2 separate regions of the Homo sapiens genome follow, and region 2 is linked to region 1. Evidence: read pairs that join two places in POLR2A ChIA-PET (ENCODE). Cell type or tissue: CD4-positive, alpha-beta T cell. All regions are shown on one strand. Links, peaks and the distances in the headings refer to the core of each region. The heading gives the core; the rest is flanking DNA.

Evidence for each region. ChIA-PET counts read pairs that join two places held together with the same protein. Peaks named below come from ENCODE experiments on the same cell type or tissue, not always from the same donor. Only the 100,000 strongest peaks of a DNase experiment are listed, where the experiment ranks them.
Region 2: POLR2A ChIA-PET joins it to region 1 with 30 read pairs; 10 of 35 experiments call an interaction of 5 or more read pairs at or near these places.

The regions. Positions count from the first base shown.
Region 1 is chr11:122,668,965-122,684,222 of GRCh38, reverse strand. The region is part of intron 1 of UBASH3B (ubiquitin associated and SH3 domain containing B); the gene reads right to left. Among named protein-coding and RNA genes, the nearest start is that of UBASH3B, 21 kb to the right of the region's middle. RefSeq lists an enhancer at 12,579-13,079. In CD4-positive, alpha-beta T cell, for the core only: no CTCF peak of the experiment used is centred there; DNase peaks (open chromatin) are centred at 8,852 and 9,827; H3K4me3 peaks cover 656 bases; H3K27ac peaks cover 2,423 bases.
Region 2 is chr11:122,720,504-122,735,761 of GRCh38, reverse strand. All of the region lies in intron 1 of UBASH3B (ubiquitin associated and SH3 domain containing B), which reads right to left. LOC124902828 (small nucleolar RNA U13) reads left to right here and starts at 9,451; the gene lies at 9,451-9,554. RefSeq lists an enhancer at 8,209-8,268. In CD4-positive, alpha-beta T cell, for the core only: no CTCF peak of the experiment used is centred there; a DNase peak (open chromatin) is centred at 8,531; H3K4me3 peaks cover 1,228 bases; H3K27ac peaks cover 3,210 bases.

The DNA of each region.
Region 1 (15,258 bases), core at 3,899-11,898:
CTACAGCCAATTTATTAGATGGGTTGAATGTGCACACAGACTCTAGGATACGCCTTGTAAATGTGCATAATAGGACAAAATGTCTCATCTCATTCTATTCTTCAGCGACTTTCCCATTTTTTTCTATAAGAATGTGTGCTGTATCTGATGTTTTATCAAGAGTTTTTGGTCAAGTGAGCTTTTGATCCAAATGAGATCTATATTAAAAACTAATAGTTTCCTCTTGACTTAACTATCAACTTAAAGGAACTACAAGAAATAGATGTTCCCTGCCATCCAGGGCTGCAATCAGCATAATCTGGGCTATGGAGACTTTAGACATTAGACCTCGTCATCAACAAGAAAATTACAAATAAAAAAATCAGAAAAGACTGGGCAGGGAAGCTAACTACACTAAGAGACACAACCCTCCATCTCAAGTATAGATCTTATTTGAAACCTGGCTCACACACACACACACACACACACACACACACACAATTTTTTTTTAATTATAAGGCAATTGAGGATATGTGATCACTGACTAGATATTTGATAATATTAAGTAATTATTTTTCAGGTGTGATAATGATCCTGTGGTCATATTTTATTTTATTATTATTATTTTTTTTTTTTTTTGAGAAGGAGTCTCGCTCTGTCCCCCAGGCTGAAGGGCAGTGGCGCAATCTCAGCTCACTGCAACCTCCGCCTCCAGATTCTCCTGCCTCAGCCTCCCAAGTAGCTGGGATTACAGGCGTGCGCCACCACGCCCGGCTAATTTTTGTATTTTCAGTAGAAACGGGGTTTTGCTATGTGGGCCAGGATGGTCTCCAACTCCTGACCTCAAGCGATCTGCCCGCCTTGGCCTCCCACACTGCTGGGATTACAGGTATGAGCCACCATGCCAGGCCCTGTGGTCATAATTTAAATAGTCACAGTCTTTTAAAGATACAAACTGAAATACAGACTAAATGATACATCTAAGACTTTTTTTTTTTTTTTTTGAAACAAGGTCTCACTCTGTCTCCAGGCGGGAGTGCAGTGGCGGCTCACTGCAGCCTCGACTTCCAAGGCTCAAGGGATCCTCCCACCTCAACCTCCCAAGTAGCTGTGACTACAGGCATGCACCACCATGCGCCTGGGTAACTTATTTTTTGTAGAGATGGGGTCTTACTGTATTGCCCAGGCTGGCCGCAAGACCAACTCCTGGGCTCAAGCAATCTTCCTGCCTTGGCCTCCCGGAGTTTTGTGATTACAGGCATAAGCCACCATGCCTCACTCTAAAATTTAATTCAAAATTATATGGGGAGGGTGGGGAAGTGGGTGGTATTGATGAAACAGGATCAAGGATGAATTGCTTGACGCATTTGTTTTGTTATACTATTCTTACTACCTTAGGATAAGTTAGAAAATTTCCATTAAATTTTTTTAATCAGTAGTTTATTATATTTATAATCACTGTAGGATGGCTGGTGAATTCTACAGAGCAAGCTTCCCCGTGACAGTGCTGGGCTTGGTGCAGCTCCCTCTTGGAGGGGAGGGGAAGCTACAGGCAGCCCAGAGCTGGGTTATTCCTCTAGCCCTGCCAGGAGAGAATGAGAGGAGAGCTGGCCCCTAGTGTCCTAATTACCATCTTCCTCAAAGAAGCTCTCGGTTAGAAAGAGACGTGCATCTCAGGCTCCAGGAACCAAATGAAGGAGAAAGAAGTGTTTCTCAACTTTTTACAGGGAAAGATACAAACTCGGGAAAGGCAGACTGGAAAGAATATGGAATTTGGAGTCAGAAGGTTAGAGTCACTCCTTGCCCCACAACAGGGACAAGTGAACTTCTCAGGACAAGTGAACGCCTCAGCGTCCCCATCTATAAAAATGGGAATATAACTATCATCCATATCAAATAACTGCCACGAGGATGAGATGAGATCTCATACTGGACGGTGAGAGGCAGCTTGGTGCCGTGGGTCAGACTTGTGTCTGTTGGTGGCTCCGTTGTACCATCCACACAGTCAACTACTAAATAAATGAAAACTATTATAATTAATTATTTAAGAAAAAGCAATTTGTCCAAGGCCTCATGGTGCGTCGGCAGGGTTGGCAGGGTACTACGCAGGAGGAGAATTTGCACTCGCTATCCTCGCAGTGATCCCTCCGAGCTTCCAAGTGGCTGTACATGGGCAGATGATTCACGACTGGTGCTTTTTTGACAAGGCAGGGAGAACAGACAGGAGATGGGCCCATCTTGTTCTGACAGCTGGGCCACCCTGGGTGGCAGTGATGAGTCAGCCTTGCTGCTGCCACACTCAGCACACAAGGCTTCCCAAACCCAGGCAGAGCATCGTGGATCGCAGACACGCTGACCATGCAGTTGTGTGATGGCAACAGATGACTTGTCTCTTTGTGTCCCTTCCCCAAAAGTACTCAGTAACCTAACAGGCTTCTACCAGCCTCCAAATAGAAGCATCTTTTTTTCAAACCCTGAAGGGATCAAGCAAGCCAGAGGGGTAAGCATGTGGGTTTGCATGCATGTGCCTGTGTGTGTGTGTGTGTGTGCATGTGTGTACAGAAGAATGCATATGAACCTGTGCCTATTACCCCTGCAGACAGCATGCTATCCCAGTGTCATGGTGGAAGAACAAGGAACAGGACATTCAAACAGTGGATGACCAGGTCCCTACTTCCCAGGACTCGGCTTTCTTTGGAGGGAAGCTTATCCATGTTCCCCGAGGACCTACTACACACGTGATTTCAGAGTGGACTGTTCAGTGTGGCTTGTCTGGGACTTATATTCTCAATCTCATCATTGCCTTTCTGTGTCCAAAACCAAAGCATCAGAGGTACAAGAAGGCAAAACTCCATTTCCTCTGTGAGCACTGTTCCTGTTTGACTGAGGAATCTGGCTAGAACAAGAAGAAATAGGGCCAGAGTTGGGGCTATGTATGTAGAAATTTTGGGTGGATTTAAAGAAATCAACGTCTTGGATTTTGTCACAAGAAAAATCACTTAGACACCCTACAGTTATGGATAAGAAACCAAATGGAATGCTTGATTCATTCTATTATGCTTTTAAGTAACTATTACAATGAATGATTCATTAATTACTATGAAAGAGCAAGGTTTCAACAAAAACAAATACGAATAAATTAAATAATTTCTAGCGAAACTTCATTTGTTATGGAATAGCACCTAATCTAACTTTTATTTTGCTAAATAAAAAAGAGTTTTGGTATCTTATTTCAGGTATTGAAATGCCTCGGGTCTTGCTCTGGACAAACACATTGCCCTGGGACCGGCTGCTCACAGCATTTTGGCTTTGACACGGCAGCTCTGACATTAAAAAGCCCTTAACTAACCATTTGCAACATATCAGAAAAAAGGTTAATTTGCCTTTTACGCATCCTTTACTCTGCTCTGTTGTAGAGGAGAAAAGACAGGACTCTGGTTCTCCTTTCAAATCAGTTATGCATAGAATAAAGGAAGAGCACAGACAGGCACGGTGGCTCACGCCTGTAATCCCAGCACTTTGGGAGGCTGAGGCGGGTGGATCACTTGAGGTCGGGAGTTCAAGACCAGCCTGACCAACATGGAGAAACTCCGTCTCTACTAAAAATACAAAATTAGCCAGGCATGGTGGCACATGCCTGTAATCCCAGCTACTCAGAAGGCTGAGGCAGGAGAATCGCTTGAACCCAGGTGTCAGAGGTTGCGGTGAGCCAAGATCGCGCCATTGCACTCCAGCCTGGGCAACAAGAGCGAAACTCCGTTTCAAAAACAAAAATAAAGGGAGAGCACTTGATAGGAAGGCAGCAGACCTGCATTGAAGTCCTAACCAGTAACAAGCTGTGCTACTCTCAGCAAGTCACTGTCCCACTCTGAGTCTCTATTTCCTGATCTGAAAATAAGGACTTAGTGTAGGTGTCCTTCCCCGTGCCTTTGATTTTCACAATCACTCTCTGAAGCATATAGTTCAGGAGGTTTTATTTGAAGCTGAAGATACAGAAACCCACAGATCAAGAGCCAGCAAACTACAGCCCAGGGGCCAAACCAGCCCACCTCCTGCTTTTGTACAGCCTGTGAGCTAAGATGGTTTTCACATTTTTAAATGGTTAAAATAATTGGTTGGGCATGGTGGCTCACGCCTGTAATCCCAGCACTTTGGGAGGCCGAGGCGGATGGATCACTTGAGGTCAGGAGTTCGAGACCAGCCTGGCCAACATGGTGAAACCCCATCTCTACTAAAAATACAAAAATTAGCCGGCTGTGGTGGTGGGTGCCTGTAATCCCAGCTACTCAGGGGGCTGAGGCAGGAGAATCACTTGAACTTGGGAGGCGGAGGTTGCAGTGAGCCAAGATCGTGTCATTGCACTCCAGCCTGAGTGACAGAGAGAGACTCCATCTCAAACCAAAAAGAAAAGAAAAGAAGAAAAAAATCAAAAGAAGAATGACATGTTGTGACTGATGGAAATTATATGAAATTAAAATTTCAGTGCCCACAAATAAACTTTCATTGGAACACAGCCATGCTTATTTGTTTATATATCATCCATGTCTGCTATTGCAAAACAGCAGAGCTGAGTAGCCACCATGGAGACCATATGGTCGGCCAAGCCTGAAATATTTACTCTCTGGCCCTCTACAGAGTTTGCTGGTCCTTGCTAGAGATCAAGGTGTCCCAGACTTCAGTGTACATACCAATCACCTAAGGATCTTATTAAAGTGGAGATTCTAACGTAGTGGGTTTGAGGTAGAGCTGAGATTCTATGTTTCTAACAAGCTCCTGGTTGGTACCAAAAGGGCTGGTCTGAGGACCACATTTTGAGTGGCGAGGCTATGCTCTCTCAGACAAATCTGGTTACATCGTGAACTTGCTCACCATCCTTTGGTGCCTTTCCGGGGCCTTCAAAATAAACTGAGACTCCCTAGTACCATGCAATTGTCGCCAGCTTCTCCAGCTCCTCTGCCCCCAAATACACTGCGTTGGTGCACCAGGATTTCTCATCCATCGTGCCTATGCACGCACTGACCTCTTCACCTACACTATCCCCTCCTCGCCCCACCCCTTCACCCTCAACATGTCCAGTTGCCCAACTCCCTGTCTTCCCAACCTCAGCTCCAGTGGCACCTCCTTAGAGTGGATCCTTCCTGGATCCTGTGAGTCTTGTGCTTTCTGGGCTACGTGGCTTTTAGTCAGGTCTCTTAGTACCTCGTGTACCTCTTCACAGCCTGAATTACATGGTTATGACACTACGGCTCTTAAACACAGAGGCATCCTTGTTTATTCCTGCATATCCAGCAGCCAAGCACAGTTCTTGGTACATCATGGGGTATAATGAGTGTTATTTGGGATGGCACAAATGAATTACCCAGGATTATGCAGCAAATCAGGCGAAACGCTGGGACTAGAGCCCACACTTTCTAAATCCTGGTACGCGGTTCCTTTGCTCTAAGCTATGCCTCATAAGTGGATACTCATTCTCCTGACTGATGGAGGAATTTGTTCCACAGCATTCCAAACTCTGAATGGTCTGAAACTCTTAAGAGATTTTGGGAATGGCAGCCCCTCCCCATGACTGACTATTTTGTGGAGCACAAGGGTCAATCAGCTCCTGAAAACACACCTTTCAGCCTCTGGGCAGTGGGTCCTGGGATGATGGTGGCAGTGCCTGCTGGACCATCACATATACTAGTGAGTCATGTGGAAGTGATCCCAAGTGGTTAGTGAGAGACCTAGGAAAGAGATTTAGCCTTCACCATCTTCACTCCTAGAGGCTGCAGGCATTTCCCTTCTCACTTCTTATGGTTTCTATTTTCTTATTGGACATCTGGACTCAAAGGAACATGGGTCAGCCAGACAGATCTAGGCTGAGTGCAGCCACAATGGAAAGAAGGGCAGAGAGGATGGTCCCCATTGTGACCCCTGCTAGCTGACAGGGCTGTGGCAGGATGGAGTAGGGTCCCACCTGGCCTCAAATTCCCACCATTCAGTCACATAGGTATTCTCTCCAGGTCACTGATGGCTGATATGAACTGAACTGAATTGTTTCCTCTTAAAATTCATATATTGAAGCCCTAACCTTTAATATGATGGTATTTGAAGATGGGGCCTTTGGGAGGTAATTAGGGTTAGACAAGTTCATGGGAGGAATTCTAATGATGAGATTAGTGCCCTTGGCTCATGCCTATAATCCTAGCACATTGGAAAGCCTCAGCAGGCACATCACCTGAGGTCAGGAGTTTGAGACCAGCCTTGCCAACATGGCAAAATCCCATCTCTACTAAAAATACAAAAACTAGCTGGGCATGGAGGTGGGAGCTGGGTGTGGTGGTGGGCACCTGTAATCCCAGCTACTCAGGAGGCTGAGGCCGGAGAATTGCTTGAATCTGGGAGGCAGAGGTTGTGGTGAGCCAAGATTCTGCCACTGCACTCCAGCCTGGGCAACAGAGTAAGACTCTGCCTCAAAAGCAATAGTACCCTTATAAGAGCCTTTTTTTTTTCGAGAGGGAGTTTTGCTCCTCTTGCCCATGCTGGAGTGCAATGGCACCATCTCAGCTAGCACAGGGTATACAAAATAATAAATGTTAATAAAAGGTTATTAAAGAGATGAATGAATGGAGTGCTTATTATGTACCAGGCACCATGCAAAGGGCTAGGGAAAGATAAAAGACTAAGATACTATCTCTCCAAGGAGTCACAGTCTAGTCTGGGAAACTGACATAAGCTGACTTTGATGATGTGATAATGGTAAGTGCTCCACCAGAGGCACGGCATCAGGTACGTACAATGTTCCAGGGCAGCACAGACGCACATAAACACATTCTGCCTCGAGATGGGAATGTAGTATATAGGAGTTAGGAATGGATAATGCAACCTGAGAAATTTTCTCAAAGGAGAGAATATTTGAAAAGAACGTACAGTACTCCCTTGGTATCCATAGGGGAATGATTCCAGGACCTCCCTCAGATATCGAAATCCTCAAGTCCTTGATATAAAATGGTGCAGTATTTGCATATAACCCATGCACACCCTCCTGTGTACTTTAAATCATCTCTGGGTTACTTATAATACCGATTACAACATAGAAGCTATGTAAATAGTTGTTATACTGTATTGTTCAGGAAATAATGGCAGGAAAAAATTCTGTTCATGTTCAGTACACATGCAATTTTTCCCCCCAATATTTTTGATTTGCAATTGGTTGAAACAACAAATTCAAAACCTATGGACATGGAGGGCCGACTGTATAACATTTCATCTAAGAGAAAAATGTACCCAGGATGAAGTTATCCATGGATTCATCAACAAACATAAGCAAGACCCAGAGGTGTTGAAAATGCAAGGGCTTGAGTGATAAAGGCGGCTTTCATAAAGGTGGCTGAGTCACACAGAAGAGCCTGGGGGCGGGAGGCAAAGGTGAGCAGGAAGGGCCAGAAGGTGACAGTGATGCCAGGAAATACAGAAGGGAGCCTGAGGGGAAGACAGGGAGACAACAGTTCAATAATGCAGGGATGCTGGAATGTCGCTATTTAGAATTTTTTTTTAGACAGGGTCTGGCTCTGTCACTCAGGCTGGAGTACAGTGGCACATTCTTGGCTCACTGCAACCTCCATCTCCTGGGCTCAAGCAATCCTCCCACCTCAGCCAGTGTAACTGAGACTACGGGCCTGTGCCACCATGCCCAACTAGTTTTTGTATATATTATTTTTTTGAGATGGAGTTTTGCTCTTGTTGCCCAGGTTGGAGTGCACTGGCGCAATCTCGGCTCACTGCAACCTCTGCCTCCCAGGTTTTCAAGCGATTCTCCTGCCTTAGCCTCTTGAGTAACTGGGATTACAGGCACCTGCCACCACGTCCAGCTAATTTTTGTATTTTTAGTACAGACACGTTTTACCATGTTGGCCAGGCTGGTCTTGAACTCCTGACGTCAGGTAAACCACCTGCCTCGGCCTCCCAAAGTGCTGGGATTACAGCTGTGAGTCATCCTGCCCAGCCAGTTGTTGTATTTTTTTAGTAAAGACGGGGTTTCTCCTTGTTGCCCAGGCTGGTCTCGAACTCCTGGGCTCAAAGCGATCCTCTTGCCTCAGCCTCTCAAAGTGTTGGGATTACAGGCCTGAGCCACCACACCCAGCCAAAAATTTTTTTAATGAAATCTTACAAGGGCTGTTAGGGTGAGGTGGGAGAGCTGAGGGGTCTAAAGCCAGATAAACTTCAGTGCATTGGCACAGTCACTTCTGAGTGGGATAAATCCTTTAATGTATCTGTCTTGCTTTTCTCATTTGTAAAATGGAAGTACTGCTTACTACTTTCCTCAGGATTGGGAAAAGAGTAAAATTACACATAGTAGGTTCAGAACAAATGTAAGCTCTCACTCTCTCTCTATTTAATTGTAAAGAAGTTCCAAATACCCTGCAGTTCCAAGATGGTCCGCTGCAAACTGGAGGAAAATGGGCTCTGCCTTCAGCAGGTGCCTCCTTGTTTTGTGATTATCTACTGTGTATGCGTCTATCTCCTTCCTACTCTCAGGAATTCACTGGGGCCAGGATTACATCCTGTTTATCTCTGGGGGCCATGGACCCCAGTGCTTGGCTCATCAGAGGTGCTCCTTGCAGCTTTGAAGAACTAAATTGCACAGATGGGCAAAGCAGACATAAACTGTCTTACCCAAAGTCACAGGACAGAACAGCGGCTGAGCTAGTTCTAGAACTTTGACCTCACAGTCCATTGATTTCATGATGCCACATGGTCTCAGACCAAACAGAACAAAGACTCTGATCTCATCCAGTGACATATCAATTCCTCTCCAAATCCCCACCAAATGGGAACTGCCACAGAACGCTGAGCATCCGCGTCACCTTTCTCTTTCTCAGAACAGCATCCACACTTTCACACGGAGGAACAGAACCAACACTCAAAACAACTCTTAAAACACTTTCCTGCAATGTGGTCTCTAAACACAGGAAACAGCAGCTGGCTGCATTGCCAGTAATGCTTATTTGCCAGTCAGGGTGCTAGAGCTCTGTGTGCAAGTTTAAAGCTGTGATCCAGGAACAAAAATAAACCAGCAAAGCAGAAACCGAGGCACCATAAACACGGGTCTAATAAAAGGTTTTTGGAGCCAGGAAAACTTGGGTTAGGGACCCAGCTCTGCCACTTAATCATGGTGCATGTTTAATAAACTCAGTTTCCTCATCTGTAAAATGGGTTTATTAATACTAACTGCAGGCCAGGCACGGTGGCTTATGCCTGTAATCCCAGTACTTTGGGAGACGAAGGTGGGTGGATCACCAGAGGTGAGGAGTTCGAGACCAGCCTGGCCAACATGGTGAAACCCTGTCTCTACAAAAAATACGAAAATTAGCCGGGTATGATGGTGCACGCCTGTAATCCCAGCTCCTCAGGAGGCTGAGACAGGAGAATCGCTTGAACCCAAAAGGCGGAGGTTGCAGTGAGCTGCGATTGTGCCACTGCACTCCAGCCTGGGCCTCAGAGCGAGACTCCGCCTCAAAAAAAAAAAAAAAAAAAAAACTAACTGCAGAGCTTTGCTGTGCTGAGTAAGAAGACAATGTTTGGGCTGGGCGCGGTGGCTCATGCCTATAATCCCAGTACTTTGGGATGCCGAGGAGGGCAGATCACGAGGTCAGGAGATCAAGACCGTCCTGGCTAACATGGTGAAACCCTGTCTCTACTAAAAATGCAAAAAAATTAGCCGGGTGTGGTGGCGGGCGCCTGTAGTCCCAGGTACTGGGGAGGCTGAGGCAGGAGAATGGCGTGAACCGGGGAGGCGGAGCTTGCAGTGAACTGAGATCGCGCCGCTGCACTCCAGCCTCAGCAACAGAGCTAGACTCCGTCTCAAAAAAAAAAAAAAAAAAAGACAGACAATGTTTGTAAGGTGCCATGGCTTATGATTGGCACATAAGAGATGACTGAATGGTATTTACCTCCAACAGCTTTGAGAATCTAATATGAATTCACTTGACAAAATCCAGCTCTTCAGAGGAACGAGGGGCCCCAACTCGAGTTATTTTCACTAGCTCTTTCATGATTCCATAGCACCGTTTACATCTCTGTGTTTGTGGGCACTTAGCAGACTGCTGTATACTTATTTGGTTTTCTTTTTTTATTTTGATATAATTTAATTTTTATTTTTGTTTTCCCTACTAGACTGGGAGCACCAAGGTGGCAGCTCATTCTCTAGCCATATCTGTTTCTTTTGATACTAGCAGAGCACACACTTAATAAATGTGTGTGGGAAAAACAACAACACAGCCCTATTAACAGGAAATTAGTGGAAGAAAAAGAGGCATCCTGAACCCTAGATATGCAGCTCTAAAAAGATACTCTAATATTCTGGCAGGAGTCCAGCAGTAAGCTGAGAAAGGCTGAAGAAATTTGAGAGTACTTCCTTCTTCATCATGATCTTCTTTTTCTTTTAAAGTAGAAAATCCCCTCTGCAGAAAGAGCAATTCCAGAGCAAAGAGGACCAAACAAGGAGATAGGATTGGACTCTTTAGCAAAAAAATATGCATTCTCTCCATCATCAGAAATTGCAGTGACAATAGAAAGAGCGCCAGGCCTTCTGGAACTTTTTTAAGTGACGGAGTCTCACTCTGTCGCCCAGGCTGGAGTGCAGTGGAGCCATCTCGGCTCACTGCAAGCTCTGCCTCCCGGGTTCACGCCATTCTCCTGCCTCAGCCTCCCGAGTAGCTGGGACTACAGGCGCCCGCCACCATGCCTAGCTAATTTTTATTTTTATTTTTGTATTTTTAGTAGAGACGGGGTTTCACCGTGTTAGCCAGGATGGTCTCGATCTCCTGACCTTGTGATCTGCCCGCCTCAGCCTCCCAAAGTGCTAGGATTACAGGCGTGAGCCACCGCGCCCAGCCCTGGAACTTTCTATGGTAAGGAGTTAAAGGTTGGCTAAGGCTATTCCTTTTACTGCTGAAAACTTCAGCCTCCTAACTTACAAATTCAAATCCTCCTGAGTCTCAAGGGCCTGCATCCCCAGCTCAACAGTTCCTTTTCTTCCTCCTAAGGTGGCTGTTCTGCCCTGGCTTGGTTACACTGGACTTGCTTCCCATCTCCTTTGCTGAGGCCTCTCTCAGCAGTAATCCCTTCCCAAAATGCTGAGCACAACTCACTGTCACGTGCCCAGAGGCCAGACAGTGGCTGGCCAGTGAACGCTTGCCCAACCAGCGAATGCTGAGGGCTCATCTTTCCTAAGGCCATTGCTCAATTCCATCAGTTCATCACTGCACATCCCCTCAGCCCTGGGGTATGGATAATCCATCCCTAACCAACCTGAGAATCATGCCCATGAAAGCCGCTATCCAGAAGCTGATCCATAAAGGACACCCCTAGAGGCCATGTCCCTACTGCAGGCTGGCCCAGCCTGGTCCCCCAGGGACTTTAGGTATGCTCCTGACTCCAACACAGAATGCTTGGGTCCTTCTGAGGAGGCTAACCAGGAAGCTCTGCTGTGCTCACTCAGAACCAGAGAAAACTCTCGCTGAGGAGGTCGAGCATCTGTACGTGGGCCAATGGTTTCCAAAAGTTGTTTTTTCTTGTGAACTGAAATCTGACCCTGTCCCCAGCAATTATAACCACTCATTAAAGTTCACAAAATAGGCCGGGCACTGTGCCTCACGCCTGTAATCCCAGCACTTTGGGAGGCCGAAACAGGCAGATCACCTGAGGTCAGGAATTCGAGATCAGCCTGGCCAACATGGTGAAACCCCATCTCTACTAAAAACACAAAAAGTAGCTGGGTGTGGTGGTGTGCATCTGTGATCCCAGCTACATGGGAGGTTGAGGTTGAGGCAGAAGAATCGCTTGAATCCGGGAGGCAAAGGTTGCAGTGAGCCAAGATTGTACCACTGGACTCCAGCCTGGGTGACAGGGAGACTCCATCTCAAAAAAAAAAAAGTTCACAAAATAGGCATCCGTTTTTCAGTTGACAGCCCTTTCACTCTTAGAGGAGAGATACCCTCCATCCCTCTCCATCATACCACATTATGTTGAAGTCATCTGCTTGGGTCTGTCTTCTTCAAGAGGTTGAGGGCTCCTTGTGGTCAGGGTCTTATTCATGATTGTACCTTCAGAATGCGGCACAATTCCCAGGTGCCTGACACAAAGTCACTGCTCAGTAAACTTTTGTTGGACTAACAGGAGCCTGGTTCTGTCCTGCCTCAACATCTTCCTTATCTCTGCATGTCTTTTCCAGACTAAACATCGGTAGCCCTGCATGACCTGTTTCCCAGGACAACCCATTCTGGGGCAGCGGCTGGTGCCCCAGCATGCAGAAGATGGAAAAGGAACATTAAAAAACCAAACAACAAAAAACAAACCAAAAAAAACTTCACATACTGAGATTCCATCCTCCACATCCTTCGGAGCCAGCTGCACAGCAAACAGCAACCGTCTGTTTACTCAACACCCCCTGGGAGTCATCCCATTCGGAAGTCTTCACCAGTCACGCACAATGCAGGCCATCTCACCGAGGCGGTTTTCCTGGTGTCCCACCGCTCTTCCTCTGAGGCCCATCTCTCCTGCTCCACTGGTCTGTAAGGCTGGCAGCCACAGGCCGGAACAAGACAGCCCACTTGTGGCCTCCCTGCCAAGGCCTGATGGATAAAGTGATACCGGGAGATCTGTGGTGTCTGAGGCGGCCAGACAGCAAGGGGACACAGCTGTCTGTTCAGCCTTCCATTTGTGGGCCTGTGGTCTTACGTTTGGAGGAAGATAAGAACTTCAAATATTCTCCTCCAACCTGATGTAGAAAAGCTGCTGCAGATCTGAGGCCTGACGTCCCAGGAGGGTATCTTGATTGCTCAGTGGATCTTCAAGACCAGGTGCACACCACCATGCTGGCTAATTTTTATGCATTTTTTGTAGAGATGGGGTTTTGCCATGTTGCCTAGGCTAGTCTTGAACTCCTGGCCTTAAGCAATCTGCCTGCCTCATCCTCCCAAAGTGCTGGGATTATAGGCGTGAGCCACTGCGCCTGGCCCATGGATTTTTCTTGACAAGGCAGCAGCTCTGAACTTGCGAGGCCAGGCAGAAGGCAGGAGTGGTGTGGCTCCCACTGCGCACTGAGGAGCGCCACACTCCTAAGCCAGCTCCCCGCATCTCTGTTCCCCTCCTCAGAACACTCATCACACAAACTGAATGCTATTTTAATTATTCCTTCTAGCAGGGTGTGGTGGCTCACGCTTATAATCCCAGCACTTTGGGAGGCCGAGGTGGGCAGATCACCTCTGGTCAGGAGTTCGAGACCAGCCTGGGCAACGTGGCGAAACCCCATCTCTACTAAAAATACAAAAATTAGCCGGGCGTGGTGGAGCACGTCTGTAATCTCAGCTACTCGGGAGGCTGGGGAAGGAGAATCGCTTGAACCTAGGAGGCGGAGATTGCAGAGAGCCACAGTCGCACCATTGCACTCCAGCCTGGGCAACAGAGCTCAGTCTCGATAAATAAATAAATGAATAAATAAATAATAAATTATTCCCTAGGCTCCATCTAGGTCTTGAGGAGGCTGGGGAGGAAACAGAAACACACTCTTACCAGAAGACTTAGAATAGTTTATTAACATACCCAGAGTCCCCTTCTGTACTCAACACTGTAAGCCCAACCACCATGCCTACCATTTATCGTGCACTTAAGGTCAGGCTCTGCACTCACCATTCTTATGTGTATTATCTCATCTAATCATTGTAACAATTCCTTGAGGCACAGACTATTACCTTCATTTAACAGAAGACAAAACTGAGCTTAGAGGAATTTGGTAACCTAAGTGGAGTAGGAATTTGAATGTACATCAGTTTGATCATACACTCAAGTACCAGACACACCACTCTGCATTCTGCCCCAGGAGCCCTTTCTTGAGGCCACAAGAATAGGAACATGCTTCCTATTTCTACCACAGAGGTTCATCTGGCAGCAGCAGGTGGAGGCTGGGATAGGTGGTTGGCAGAGACTTGGTGCTCTGTGACCCGTAAGTACAATCCTGTCCCCATTTTCTCACAGTTGGGAGCTGAGATGGGCAGTGTATATACACACACACACACACACACATTCACACTCAGAAACACATACACACACACACTATTCCAGAAAGTGTGATAACCATTCCAACTCCAGACCACATCACTAGACAGCCAACCCCACTGCATTTAGCTGGGGCCAAGTCAAAGAACAAACCAATGGGCAAGTCGGGTTGCCCTCTTGACCCCAGTTCCATGTAATCTAGAGACTTCATATCATTTATTTAGATCTCAAGTTTCCTTCCTTCTGCTGTTCATCAAACCTTCATGAACACTAGCTACATGCCAATACCATGGATGCTGGCTAAGAACTCTTGAGTGTGCAGTTGATTGCCTGGGATTTGCATCCTGGTTTCTACCACTTTCTAGCTGTGTGATGTTGGGCAAGTTCAAATCTCTGTGCTTCAGTTTTCTTATCTGTAAAATGGGTATAATAATAGTTCCTATCTCATAGGGTTGTTATGAAGAATAAAACAAAATAATACATATGTTAGGTGTTTAAAATATTGTCTGGCACACTGTAGGTACCCAGTGAAGGTTAGCTATGACTACCTGGTGCTTGGGTTGGAAATGGTAAGGGTGACAAGTTAGTAACAGAAATGTCATGAACTCAGGGGAAAGGCAGACCAAGCGCTTACATACACACATGCTGTGGCTGACAGAATAATAGTCACCAAAGCTGTCCATGTCCTAATCTGCAGACCCTGTGAATATGTGACCTTACATGGCAAAAGAGACTTTACAGATGTGATTCAGCTGAGGAGCTTGAGCTGGGAAGATATAATCATTAGGGCCCTTACAAGGAAAGGAGTGAGGCAGGAGAGTCACAGACAGAGACAGGAGGTGATGATGATGAGGAGGGCTTGGAGTGACGTACTTGAAGATGGAGGAGGAAGGGGCCACTAGCCAAGGGATGGAGGCGGACTCTGGAAAAAGTCAAGGAAACACATTCTTTCCAGGAAGAACACGGTTCTATTGACGCGTTGACGTTAGCCTATGATATGCATTTCAGACTTTTGACTTCCTAACTGAATAAATGGGAATGCATGTGTGTTGTTGTAAGCCACTGAATTTGTAGTAATTTGTGAGAGCAGCCATAGGAAGCTACTACACATGCTTTTGGCTATATTTGCTGCATTTCACAAAGCCTCTTGTATTTCACAAAAGCCACCTGCTAACTCATTATGACTCATGTCCCTAGTTCCCAAGGGATAAAGTGAAAATTTAAGCTTCCAGAAGGATGTGT
Region 2 (15,258 bases), core at 3,772-11,771, 52 kb before region 1:
TGCACATGCTGGGCCCTCTGCCTGGAACTCGGCTTCCCCACTTCGACAAGTAGATAGATGTCTTCTACATACTTTTCTATGTCCAGATCAAATATTTCTCTGTGAAATATGGTGGAATTAGTTGTTGCTACTAGGGACTCTCAGAACTCTCTGGGCATTTCCCACACTGTGTATTCCTTTACCGAACCCAAAGAGGACAGGGCAATGTCTTTTTCTTCTTTGAACCTCTCGCCTCTATCACATATTAGGTGCTCAACAAATGTTTAATAACTAAAGGAATGAGGTCTAGGTCTTTGTGAATTGGGCTGGTGGAACAGGACTTCCTGTTCATCTAGCATTGCATTTCTTTCCTTAACTAGAAGAGTGTGTATTTAGCCTGTCTTTGTGACAAGCTGTTCTGGTTAGGAAAGAGTTATATTACACTAGCTTTCTGTTACCCACATGTTCGGGACTGTAAATTTCATTGCCCATCTAGTGTAAGAACTGCAAATGAAGCAGTTTAGTGCACTAAAAATACTATTTTAAGTACATTCCAAGGGCAAATAAACAAACGAGAAATATATGCTATTGGGTATTATCCATGTGATTGTTCTAATGTCATTTTGCTTGGAATTTATGCAGTTCTTCTCTACTCAACCTCTTAAGTGCAAATAATTGAAGGTTGTCAAAACATTTGAAATAACTCTGACCCTCATGTGTACAATAATAATAAGGTGCAGAAAAAGTACTGGCCTCCAAAAAGGGGAAAAGTTCACTCCTGAATGGCTTAAGTAAAAATAAAATGAGTTTATATAAAGTTTGCTAGGAAACAGGAAGTTAGAAAAAACTGTGATAAGGAAAGCCATAAAGAGCAATGGTGACCTAGAAAAGACAGATCTGAAAATGCAGAGGGAAACGTTTTGACACAGATGCAGGATCATTTCTCTAAGGGTTTTTTCTTTTTCTTTTTCTTTTTTTTTTTTAAGATACAGCTTAAAAAGTGAGGATTAAACTCATCATAATTCTATAAGATTAAGCACATCTGATGAGGGGGGAAAATGATTATTCACTCTACTGGAATTGCCTTAATGAAACCGTCTTGATGAAAGCTGCATCTTAAAATACTCATCCAGTGATGAGGACTTATTTCAAGATGTAAACCAAGGCAGTCGTTGGAGTGAGGCTTGCTTGTGAAGCACACCACATCTTCAGGATGCTGAGCTAAGCCAGATTACAGTGTGCTCACCAAGTGTCCCTCCCAGATGGCTTTTCTGGACAGCCAGTTCCCACCCTAGTGGTATACTGGAAGCCACCAACAACTAGTAAATCTATGAACACCATTCAAGCAAAGACATGGGGTCAGAGCACAGTGGCTTCAGACCTTGAGCCTCTTCCTTTCTCCTTGGGAATCCCCGTCTGCTCAGGCCAAGTCCTTTCCTCAGGCTCAGCCATGTCAAGCTCTTTTCAATGTCTTCCTCTTCACTGTAGCTGTTGATAAGGCCCACAGTTGATCACCAGGCTATCAGCCCCTTTTCTGTGCTCATGAAAACCAAAAGCTTTTGAAGTACAAATCTTAAGGGAGGAGACATTCAATTTTGGCTGGGCGTGGTGGCTCAAGCCTGTAATCCCAGCACTTTGGAGGCTGAGGCAGGCAGATCACCTGAAGTCAGGAGTTCAAGACCAGCCTGGCCAAGATGGCAAAACCCCATCTTTACTTAAAACACAAAAAATTAATGAGGTGTGGTGGTGCACACTTGTAGTCTCAGCTACTAAAGAGGCTGAGGCATGAGAATTGCTTGGACACAGGAGGCGGAGGTTACAGTGAGCTGAGATCATGCCACTGCACTCCAGCCTGGGCGACAGAGTGAGACTCTGTCTCAAAAACAAAACAAAAAAAAAGAGAGGAGACATTAAATTTTGACTGCTCAAATCTGCTGTAAATTCTCTTGTGCATCATTCAAGATACAAGTCAACTGTCATCCTCTAAGATATTCTAGTTCTTCAATAAGACAAGACATTACTTCTTCTGAGTTCATGCAGTGCTATACATACCTCTATTATCATATACTCTTATCATTACAATAATAATCTGTTGACATATCCATGGGTGTCTGTAAAGCAAAAATTCCAGGGCTACTCAACACATGTGTGGAATGAATACATCAATGAAGGCAGCTGCGAATGGAGGATTATGGGAAGTAGATTGTCTGTCAACACCCATTAAGAAACAAAAGCTAAACATGTTGAATGGCAGGAATTACTGATGTGAAACTTGGATCTGGGCCATGCTTTGGCGCGAGGCACTTGAACCACATAAACAAGCAAACTGGATGGCTGGGATTTGTTTCTAGTGACTTATCGTTGACATACTTGTTGATGTTAAGACTCCTCTTTCCAAAGTCAATACCTTCATCCAATCACTGCCAGACATCTTTCCCTGAAGAATTTTTTAAACTGGACACCAGGGAACTCCAGAAATAATAGAGATTGAAGAAAGCACTTTGTATTCGTGATGATCTGAATTAAAATTTAATTGGGTTTGAGATGGAGTGAGTGGGAAGCTGCTAAGGTTAGTCTTCCACAGCAAAGGAGGGAAACATTCTCTGCTGTGTATGAAGCCAACACCCCACCTCTACACTCGACTCCCCATATCCAAAGACCTTTGGCATTTTCTGTTTAGCACAAAGGCTTCGAGTCTTTAAAGAGAGAAAAGCCAATTATATGACCAGTTGGGTGGGGAGACCCTTGCTCTGCTATCCCAAAAGGCCTTCAAAAGCTTTCTGCTTGATATTATGTAGGTATAGTGACGGGTACATCATAACAAGCCAGGAATTTTAATGATTCATTGAGAGAGATACTAACATTCCACTGGAGGGAAGGAAGGCAGGTAGGATTCTGCCACTATTTGAATAGGAGGAGCTATTGATTAGAATCTATTGTTTGGAATCCAGAACACTGCCTGTCCCTTTGAATGAGGATGGGAAATTCCAGGGAAAACCTTTTCTGATAAAGTTGTTGGTTTACACAAGTGTCCTTACTTTAAGGCTATTTTTAATTAGCTTGTTAGTTTATCTAATTGAGGGTTGTTGGGGGTGGAAAGATGGGTGGTGGAAAGACAAACCACGATTTCATCTCCATTATAAACACAGGAAATACGTGGGGCTACAATAGGACTTTACAAGTTGTATTTTACAAGTTGCAGGAAATACCATGGAAGAACACAAGCCTTCCTTAAGGCAAGATGAAGTCCAGCCCAGAGCAAAATTCCTGTGTCTCCATTAGGAAACAGAGACTTACAACGTGCAGGGCCTGGGCAAGAGTATAAAGAGAGGCCCACATACACCAATGTCTAAATGTTTACAAATAATAAATCAAGCGAACCAACTCATAAATATGCCTTAGCCTCCAACCTTGGCCAATATACCTTCATAACAACCTGGTTAGAGGCTCAGACTTCTTGCCATTGTGTGTCAGGGTATGGCAACCTGGGAAGAGCCAGCAGCCAGCCGGCCTTGGTCTGTTCTCCTGTGGTCTGCTTCCATCTGCTTTTAGCTCAGACCCTGGCTTCTGTGGGGGTACCAGGAGGGTCCTCACATGTATGCATATGGGTACCCCAAGAAGATGTCAAAGTTGTGTCCACACCCCCACAAACAGAAGCTCCTTTGTCATCCTCAGGGCTAGGGCTGTCTGTCTTTGGGAGACTAGAGATGGGGGAGACACCCCGGAAGCAGGTTCCTCATCATTTGTGTTCCTAATATCCAGAGCATGGTGTGTGTGTGTGTGTGTCGTCGGGGTGGGAGACACATAGGCTCCAGGGTATGCACATCTCCTTCAAACTAAGAACTCTTCACTCTGTACTAAAGAACGTGGCCATGGGAAGACCAGAATGCAGTGCTCTAGGCTAGGACATGTCTGGGTACAAAAACCTCAGTAGTGAGTGTGACAAGAGAGCAAACATTTAAACAAACTAGTAGAGCAGTCCTGCCTTATCTGTGGTTTCACTTTCCAAGGGTTCAGTTACCAGTGGTCAACTGTGGTCCAAAAATATTAAGTGAAAAATTGCAGAAATAAACAACTCACAAGTTTCCAATTGTGTGACGTTCTGGGTAGCATGATAAAATCTTGAGCCATCCAACTCCATTCCACTAGGGACATGAATCATCCCTTTGTCTAGTCTGGATACAGGCTGTGGATGCAGTAGTGAATCCACACTGTTTGCACTCTCCGCCTGTTAGTCACTTAGTTATCTAGTGACTAGATATCTAGGTTATCAGACCAACTGTCCCAGTATTGCAGTGCTTATGTTCACATGACCATTATTTTACTTTATAATGGCCCCAAAATGCAAGAGTAGTGAGGCTGGCAATTTGGATATCCCCAAAGAGAAGACGTAAAGTTCTCCATTTAAGTGAAAAGGTGAAAGTTCTCAACTTAATAATGAAAGAAAAAAAATTGCATGCCAAAGTCACCCAGGTCTACAGTAAAAACTCATCTTCCATCCATGAGATTGTGAAGAAGGAAGAAGAAATTTGTGCTGGTTTTGCTGCCACACCTCAAACTGCAAAAGTTATAGCCATAGTGCATGATAATTGCTTAGTTAGGATGGAAAAGGTGTTAAATTTGTGGGTGGAAGACATGACCTGAAACAGAATCCGATTGGCACAATTGGGTCTGGTGCTCTCTGCGCTTTCAGGCATCCACTGGGAGTCTTGAGTATCCCCAAGGATAAGGAGGGGCCACTGTAATAGGAAAATCACACTGTAGAGACTATGGGGATTGCAGACATGGCAGAACCTTTAGGGGGCAGAAGTAGTGAAGGTTCCACTGTCAGGGAGGGAAATGAAAGACAGCAAGACAAGGACAGAAGGTGAATAAGAATCCAAATATTGGCCAGGAGCGGTGGCCCATGCCTGTAATCCCAGGACTTTGGGAGGCCGAGGCGGGCGGATCACCTGAGGTCGGGAGTTCAAGACCAGTCTGACCAACATAGAGAAATCCCGCCTCTACTAAAAATACAAAATGAGCCGGGCGTGGTGGCACATGCCTGTAATCCCAGCTACTAGGGAGGCTGAGGCAGGAGAATCACTTGAACCTGGGAGGCAGAGGTTGCAATGAGCCGAGATCGTGCCATTGCACTCCAGCCTGGGCAACAAGAGCAAAACTCTGTCTCAATTAAAAAAAAAAAAAAAAAGAATCCAAATATTTGCATCACAGCGGGCTGAGAAGGCAAGCTCAGTTGTGCAGCGATGTGCAGTGCTGGCCCTACACCTCTGTGAGGGGGTTTGGCTTAGGATAGGCCTCTCTGGGTGTCTGAGGAGGCTGACCTGAAACAGAGATGGTCTGGCAACATGAATGGAAAATACCAAGGATGGCATGGAGTTCACGTTGGCCACTGTGCCCGGCCAAGTCCTTGGGTCTCTTAGGGGACACATGGAAAGGCGGGAACCTCCCCACAATGTGAGTGCAATTGTTCAAGGACCCGTGTGATGTCACCCACACCCTGTCATGTCTGTGGAAGCCACTTCTTCCACAGCCACCAAGCCATCTCGGCTCACTGCAAACTCCACCTCCTGGGTTCAGGCAATTCTTCTGCCTCAGCCTCCCAGGTAGCTGGGATTACAGGCGCACACCATCATGCCCAACTAATTTTTGTATTTTCAGTAGAGATGGAGTTTTGCCATGTTGGCCAGGCTGGTTTTGAACTCCTGGCTTCAAGTGATCCACCTGCCTCGGCCTCCAAAGTGCTAGGATTACAGGTGTGAGCCACTGCACCTGGCCTTTTTTTTTTTTTTTTTTTTTTTTTTTTTAGATAGGGTCTCACTCTGTCACCCAGGCTGGAGTGCAGGCATGATCATGGCTCACTGCAGCCTCGAACTCCCATGCCCAACTGATCCTCCCAGCTCAGCTTCCCAAGAAGCTGGGACCTCAGGTACGAAGCTAACTGCCTGGGTAACTTTTTAGGGTTTTTTTTTTTTTTTTTTTTTTTTGTAGAGATAGGGTCTTGCTATGTTGCCAGGCTGGTTTCAAACTCCTGGGCTCAAGCGATCCTCCCACCTGGGCCTCCCAACGTGTTAGGATTACAGGCATGAGCCACTGTGCCCAGCCTGGAACATTTTAAAGCAAATCCCAGGTATTATATCATTTTACTCCAAAATACTCATAAAGATTTATTTACCCTAGAGTATTTTAAAACAACCCAGACATTAGCATGCATCTCTGATAAGAACTGTTTTATCTTTAACATAATCACTTGCCTTTATCATATCTAACATTTATAATCATTCTTTAATATCACTGAATATCAAATCCACATTCATTTTCCCCTGATGGTCTCAAAAATGTCTTTTTCCAATCAGTTTGTTTGAATCAGGGCCAATGAAGGTCCTGACTTCAGCAGGATGGAAAGCCCCAGTGTGTGGCTCAGGCACCAGGGCCTCTCACACCCCTTCCCCTCAACAAGAACCGCGTGGCATCTCAGCTGAACTGGGCCACAAGACCAAAAGTGACAAGGCTTCATCTTCTGGGCTTTCTGGCCTCTGGAGAAATAAGTCTCAGTGGGAACTGCAGGGAGCTGGCCCCTGTGGCGTTGGAGTACTCACTCCGCAGTCCTAGTCAGAGAGCCACTGTCCAGAGCCTCCCAGTCCTCCCAGGATTTAGGTCACTGAGCCACAGTAGACCTGCAATGAAAGTGGGTTCCTGCTCTCTCTGGTACTCCCTCTACTTTTCATGATTTGATCTTTCTAGTTAAAGGCCAAAGACAAGCTGCATGGGGTGATAGAGCCGAAAGCAGGGACGGCAGGCTGAGCACTCTCTGTCCCCGTCTGACCGGGTGGCCTTGAGCAAGTCTCTGACCAATCAGTTTCTTTACTTCCAAAGTGAGAGGGAGGGATTTAACAATCCCTAAGACCCTCTAGCTCTGACATTTTATGACTCTAAGCTCAAAAGCCACCAAATGACTTTGTTTCTGCCCCTGTGCTAGATGTTAGAAGTACACAGATGTCTCTCTTCTTAGATGATAAACTGTTTAAGGGGAGGGGCTCTATCAGATTTTGTCATCACCAGACTCCAGCACAGTGCAAAGCGCATTCTAGGCACTCAACAAATGTTGCTGAATGGGGTACCCAATCCAACAACCAATTCTTGAGCATCTACAGTGAGCCAAACACCATGTTAGGCTGGGGAATCACAAAGATCTCCCTGGGGAGGCTAATATTTAAATAGGGAGATGTTCAATGGAGAAGAAAAGTTTGATAATTATAAGAGAAGTAGCTATGGGTCTTAACAGCTCAGACCTAAGATAAAGAAATTGGGCTGGTGGCCCCCATCTATGAGCTTCCTGCTCCTCAAATTTTACCCTGTCAGCTACGCTTAATTCCCAATCCCCCGACCTGCTTCAACAGGAACACCATAAAGAGTGGTCCTAGGACAAAGAAAAGGCAGAAGGATGTCTGTGCCAACTTGCAAAAAGGAGTATCTCCCAAGTAGCATCCGGAATTCTTTCCAGGGTCAGCCTAGGGAAGCCCACAGAAATGACGTGGACGGCTAAATATTCCCCATGTAAACTCAACGACTCTGCATCCTCATGGAGGACAGGCATGTAGATCCTCCCAGAACAACTGCATAGTTTCACCTCAAGATGGGCTAAGGCCGGGTGTGGTAGCTCACGCCTGTAATACCAGCACCTTGGGAAGCTGAGGCAGGAAGACTGCTTGAGCCCCGTAGTTTGAGACCAGCCTGGGCAACACAGGAGACCTCATCTCTAAAAATAATAATAATAATAATAATGATAAGATGGGCTAAAACTACAGGGCAGGAGAAGGTCCCCAGTGAGGTGGACTTCCTCTAGGTAAGGAGCCTTCAGGATAGGGACTGGGCCACTGCTGCCATCTGGCCCAGCTGTGCGGGGAGGGTGAAATGACTGTTCAAAGTCTCTTTGGGTCTTTGGGTGGAAACAAGGATTTCTTGAATTCACGAAGCTGGCAAGGCTTTGAATCACAGCCCAGAACTGAGTTCCGCATTGCCAAGTCCACGTCTGAGAGAAAACAGCCTTATGCTCTACCTAAGAAACCAGATAAACACACTGCCTCAAGAAAAGACTTCCAGGAAGCGTCCCAGCAAAACAAAACCAAATCCCTTTCAAAACAGTGACCAGGTCCCGTGGTGTCAAGACGATAGCCTCGCTGTCCTTGTCTCCTGGTGCCCATCTCGGAGGCCTCCACGGGGCTTGCTGGGCCTGGTGCTTCACTCCCTACGTGGGGACAGGCGGGCCCTGGAGAAGATGTCATTAAAGTGTAATTTTAGAAGTGAAGGCATCTTGGGGATCATCTAGTTTCGCCCCTCCCTCAATTGATAGACAACTTCCTTCCTCTGAGCCTCTCCTGCGACCCTTAGAGAACGCAGGAAATTCACCACAGTAAGCAAAGACATGATGTCTTTATGACCAGGAGTTTGCAATTCTAGCTAATTACAGCCAACACTGGCTCGCTGCTGCGCTATGATTTGGAGTCTTAAAGCTTCTGTGTGGCTCAGCACTTGTGGTGGAAGAAAAAAGAAAAACGAAAGAACTCTGCAACAGAAACTGGGGGAGCACTTGCAGGCACATGTGTGCAGCAGGAGTCCCCGGCAGGACGCGGCTTAAAATCAGACACACATGGCCTGGCCAGAAACTGGGGCTGCTAATTAAGGCTCAGAAGTTTTGAAAGGAAGAGCTGGAGGGGAGGAAAAAAACCCAGCAACTTGTTAACAATTAGCAATCGGAATCCTTTTTTAAAAATAAGTCCTGGGACCCGTGGACAAGAGGGAAGTATTTTGCTGAGAAACCATCAAAACAGCACTACTCTGAGCATCCCTTCTGCCAGAAAGCTCAAAACGGTTGATCAATGTGAAATTACTTATTACTTTCCCACATGGGAGTCAGGGCGGACAATATTGTCCCTCATTTACATAACAGGGAGACAAAGTCACAGCAAAGCTTCTGCTTCCCTTTATTTCACTCTGGAAGGAATAACTGGACTAGCTAGAAATCCCTTAGCAAATATGACTTTGATTTTTCAAAGACCTTGTTGATACATCCTACAAGTGAAAGGGAAAACAGGAAGAATCTATGATCCCATTTGCTCATAGTTGCATAAAGAAATGTTGGTGCTGGGCACAGTGGCTCATGCCAGCAACTTTGGGAGGATGAGGTGAACAGATCACTTGAGGTCAGGAGTGCGAGACCAGCCTGGCCAACATGTGAAACCCCGTCTCTACTAAAAATACAAAAATTAGCCGGGCATGGTAGCAGACACCTGTAATCCCAGCTACTCGGGAGGCTGAGGCAGGAAAATTGCTTGAATCCGGGAGGCGGAGGCTGCAGTATGCCAAGATCGCGCCACTGCACTCTAGCCTGGGTGATAAAGCAAGAACTCAGTCTCAAAAAAAAAAAAAAAAAGAAGAAGAAGAAAGAAAAGAAATAAATGCCGAAAGGTGATCTTTTTATAGTTCATAAGCGTAATGACTGGGTGTTCACGTGCGTGTTTGAGATGTGCCACCCTCGAACCTTGTTACGATGTCGGTATATTACCCATCTGACATGAAAAGAAAAAAAAGAAATGCTAGAAGGATACCCAAGAAACAAATAAGAGTGGTTTCTTCTGGCAGGTGTGGAGACAACAGGGTGGATGAGCACAGAGGGAAGGGCAAACTTGTGTGTAAACCTTCCTATCATTTTGTTCTTTGAACCATGAGCATGTTTCCTATTAAATAATAAAATTAAGTGCAAATATATTCTATAGAAAAATGAAACAAGGGGCCGGGTGCAGTGGCTCACGCCTGTAATCTCAGCACTTTGGGAGGCTGAGGTGGGTGGATCATGAGGTCAGGAGTTTGAGACCAGCCTCGCCAACATGGTAAAACCCTGTCTCTACTAAAGATAGAAAAAATTGGCCGGCGTGGTGGTGCACACCTATAATCCCTGCTACTCAGGAGGCTGAGGCAGGAGAATCGCTTGAACCCGGGAGGCGGAGGTTGCAGTGAGCCAAGATTGAGCCACTGCACTCCAGCCTGGGCGACAGGGTGAGACTCTGTCTCAAAAAAATAAAAATAAAAATAGAAAAGAAAAATGAAACAAGCAATGGAGCCCCACTTTTCCTCCTGAGTAGGCTACATTTGCAGGAAATCCAGTACAGCATGCTCCTCCAACACTGTCTAAAGATGAGCTATGGAGAGGGAGTATAATGTCGCTACTGCACCTACAGAACGATGGGGAGACCAGACACCGGAAGGGCTCTTCTCCAGGGTACCCTGAATGTCGTGGGCTGAATCAGCACCACATTTTCCAAACCCTTGCCTCCTGACCACGGTTAAGGTTGGGCCCTCTCTGAAATGGTAGATACCTTGCACTCACATTTAACAAGGGCGAGGTACTCAAGTCATTGAGTTTGTTTCTTTTCTTTTCTTTTTTTTTTTTTTTTGTTTATGGTGCTATGCTCATCACAGCAACTAGAGTGATTTTATTAAAATCCAAATTTGAGGCCGGGCACGGTGGCTCACACCTGTAATCCCAGCACTTTGGGAGGCCGAGGTGGATGGATCACCTGAGGTCAGGAATTCCAGACCAGCCTGGCCAACATGGTGAAACCCTGTCTCTAGTAAAATTACAAAAATTAGCTGGGCATGGTGACGGGTGCCTGTAATCCTGGCTACTCGAGAGGCTGAGGCAGGAGAATTGATTGAATCGGGGGGTGGGGGTTAGGGGGTGGTGGGAGGTTGCAGTGAGCTGAGATCGTGCTACTGCACTCCAGCCTGGGGGAAAGAGCAAGACTCTGTCTCAAAAATAAATAAATAAATAAATAAAATAACATACAAATTTGAGCCTGTTCTTCGAACACTCCCAGTGAGTCCCAAGTGCCTTTCCTCCAGGCAAAGTCCTCATCCCTTGGCATGGGGCTTATGAGTCTTAGGATCTTAGGATGCCGCTCACTGGACTCTCCACTTCACCTCCCACTTCCTTTTCATGCAGCACATTCCCCACTTTCTGTCATTTCCTGCACATGCTGGAGTTGTCATGCCTCTGTGGCCCTGTGTGTGCTGTTGCCTCTCTCTGGAATGCCGTTCCCCTTTCCCCCATCTGGTGAATTGCTAATGACATTTTAAGATCAAATGCTACTACCTCCTCTAAGAAGCCAGTTCAGGCCTGGCCCAGCCCATCCATGGCACACAGCTGGCCGCTCCTCTGTGTCCCCGCAGTCCTCTGATTTTTCCTCTATTACAGCGTTCCCTATGTCAACAGCAACTTTACATGGCAGTGGTCTGTTTTCATGCCTGTCTCCCAGCAAACTGTGAACTCCTGCAAGGTGGGCCCCTGGTGGTTGCCTCTATGCCCTCTATGCCACAGTGGTGGACCCAGAACATGATGTTTGTCAAACAACAGTGAAGTTAGCACTTATGCCGCAACTTCTACATGCCTGCCCCGATTCTAAGCACTCCACACATAATAATTCATCTGCTCCTCGCCAAAACCTGAAGAAGTAGGTACCAGTGTCATCATGATCTTACCGATGAGTACACCGAGGCACAGTGACAATTACAAAGCTAGTAAGTGGCAAAGCCAGATATGGAATCCAGGAAGTCTGCCTCCAGAGCTTAGGCTCTTAACTCTATGTAATAATATCTATCAATAGATGAATGAACGAAATAACCAGAAATCAAACTCCCATTCCTAAGGCAAAGGTCCTCCAGGTTCCAATTTCTAAAATCCCAAGAATAGCTGCCACACTGGGAATCTGGGATGAGGGGACCACCCACCAAAGTCCACATAAGCATTTAAACTCCGGGAGCTCCCAATGACACAGAACCAGCTAGGACAAAAGAGCCCTGCTCTCAAGTTACTTTTACACACTGACATAGCCTCACCCAGAAGCACCAGAAAATCCACTCAAAGTTTCCCATAGCCACCCCCAGGGCCACCCTGCCTCCTTCCTATTACAATGAAACTTGAGATTTTTGAGGTTTCTTCATGATGATCTAGCTCCAAAACACAATGCACATGGAAACAGGAAAGGTTTACCACTAACTCTCTAAGCCACCGGCCCATGGTTTCTACCCGGTGCTCTTTGGGACTCTTTCTTGGAACTGGGCTGAAACATCCCTTGGGCCTGCCTGCCACTGTTGTCTGATGGGCCCAGATAACTGACAAGGATGGATACTTTGAGACACTTGCCTGGGGCCTGCCTTTCCACCACCTTCTCCAAATCTGCTTATTGCTGCTCGCAGGGAAGAACAGATGAATTTGGCCTTTTGCTGGTGAGCAAAGCAGAGTATGAGAAGAAACCAACACCCCTGGGACAACTGATAGATGGGAGAATGCGTCTCCAAGGGAGATCACGTGGAAATGAAATCAGGTTTGGAGACAAAGGCTTTAGGCTGGAGACTTGGCTCTACTATTCACTAACTTAAGGACTTAGGTTATTTACCATATTTGAGTCACATCTGCAAAGGAGGTTAACGGCTTCCTCATGTGTTGTGATGAACAAATGAAATATTATATACAAAAGGGCTTTGTAATCTGAACAGTGGTTTCCAAGCCTGGTTAATTGTCAGAAATGACAAAGGATTTTTTTTTTAATTACAGATTTCTGATCCTCTTAAGCCTACTGAATTAAAATCGCCAGGAGGAGCCCAGGAATCTGTATTTTCAGAAACTTTCTGGGAGCTTCTGAAGCATAACCACAACTCTAAAGCTCTGTGCAAAGGCTGGCAGTATTATAGCCCCATGGCGAAAGAAATACCAGGTCTGGGCCGGGCGCGGTGGCTCACGCCTGTAATCCCAGCACTTTGGGAGGCCGAGATGGGCGGATCATGAGATCAGGAGATCGAGACCATCCTGGCTAACATGGTGAAACCCCGCCTCTACTAAAAATACAAAAAATTAGCCAGGCATGGTTGCGGGCACCTGTAGTCCCAGCTACTCGGGAGTCTGAGGCAGGAGAATGGCATGCACCTGGGAGGCAGAGCTTGCAGTGAGCCGAGATCATGCCACTGCACTCCAGCCGGGGGGACAGAGCGAGACTCCATCTCAAAAAAAAAAAAAGAAATACCAGATCTGAATATTATGCTTAAAGGGTAACCCCCTAGAGCTGTCAGACTTTCATGTGAAGAATTTCTAAGGAATGTAACTTCACTATGGATATTCAGAAAAGAAGCCCAATTTTCTACCAAGCTGGAGCTTAGAGACCAAAGAACTCAGGAAGAGCAGTTTTCTCCTTGGATATCTAGATGGTTCCTTCTGCCACTGAGCACTCTCCTAGACAAAGAACAGTCTCAAAATATCCAGAGACACACAGACATTTCCCGTCTCTCTCAGTATCTGGCAGAAGCAGGAGAACCAGAAAAAAGATGTTGCAAGTTAGAAATGGACCCGTGCAGCAAAAGACAATCTTCAAGTGTTTGAGACCTGTACTTGGGTTCCTGGAGTGCAGGAGAGAACCAGGACACCTATCAGTAATTAGGAGAGGCAGAATGTTTAAGTCAAAGTCTTGCAAGGCGAGGAAGCAAGAGAGCATGAGGGCGGAGCTCTAGGTCCCACTGGGCCATCCACCAAGGGCAGCCTTCAGCTGGTCACTACCCTCCCTGTGCCTCTGTCTTCATCTGTAAAATGTGATACAACTTGTCTACTGCAGGAAGCTTTGTGAGCTTCAAACAAAATAACAGATGCAAAAGGTTGCAGGGCCCTGGGAGAGGGCAAATACCATGTGATGTCTTTATTCTTCAAAAGTATGATGACTAATGCATTATACCACAGATATGAACATTCTCCCAAGAATCAAAAAGTCTGTGTAACTGGTTCATCCAATAAACAGTGTCTTCTATGAATGTCATTCTTTGACTCCTTAAGAAAAAGAAGCCTCTCTCTGCTAAGAGGCATCCCCAAAGAACAGAGTAGCATGTTTCTAAATTTCACCCAATAGCAGTGAAATGCATTAACGGATTTGCCAATGAGCTACTAAGCCTAAGAAGTTATGTTAGGAGACCTGGAAAAGAAGGGTTAAAAGTGAGCAACCTCACTAGGGTAAAAAGGAAAGATCCTGGAAGGCTTTTGGAAACCACTAAGTAACAAATGTAGCTCCCACCTCCCACCCACGCACCACTGGAAATAACTTTAAATAATGCATCTGAGAATGTCTGCAGAACAGGCAGTCTGGATTAAGGACTTTTAAAGGGATGGTGTTTGAACAAGGATTCTTTCAGGGAAACCATCTTGAGAATTACTGAACTCTCAGGCAAGCTCACTCTGACAAATATCCTTAAGCAAGCTTTGAGCTAGAGCTGAAATCCTGGTGTGGTAAATATCATCATACGGGAAAGCAATTTATAGCAAAAAAGATTTAGTGGTCCTCCCAGCCACCACATTCCCACTCCCACCCCCCCGTAGTGCTGTGGAAGATTTGCTTACTCTAAGTGAACAGAATTCCATAAAGAGCTTGGCTGGTCAGTCAGCATCTGTTGTAGAAACTGACCTAGAGTCATTCATTCTTTTTTTTTTTTTTTTTTTTTTTTGAGACACAGTCTTGCTCTGTTGCCCAGACTGGAGTGCAGTGCCGCGATCTTGGCTCACTGCAAACCTCCACCACCGGGTTCAAGCGATTCTCCTGACTCAGCCTCCAGAGTAGCTGGGACTACAGGCACACGCCACCACGCCTGGCTAATTTTTTGTATTTTTGGTAGAGACGGGGTTTCACCGTGTGAGCCGGGATGGTCTCCATCTCCTGACCTTGTGATCTGCCCACCTCGGCCTCCCAAAGTGCTGGGATTACAGGCGTGAGCCACCGCGCCTGGCCGAGTCATTCATTCTTTTAACATCTACTATGTGTCAGACATTTTTCTAGCCTTGGGGATATAGCAGAGAAAAAAAAAATACAAAGATTTTTGACCTCATGCAGTTTATATTCTAGGGGAGAGGACAGTTATAGTAAGCGTTTTGGAAAAAATAAGGCAGGGAAGGGTGGGAAGGGATTCCTATTTTGCATGGAAAGATTAGATAAAGGTAATGAATGAGTCAGGGAGGGAGAGCTCTGTGGATAGCTGTGTGAAGAGCCTTCCTGGAAGAGCAAGCACAAAGGCCCCAGGCAATGGCGTGTGTAGTGTATTCAAGGAACAAAGAATAGACCATGTGGCTTCAGCTGAATGGGCAAGGAGGTACATGCTAGGAAACAGATTCAGAGAGGTAGCAAGGGAACACCCTAGAGACAGGAAGGCTTTAGATTTAACTTTGTAACACAGAGAACGTTGGGGCATTTT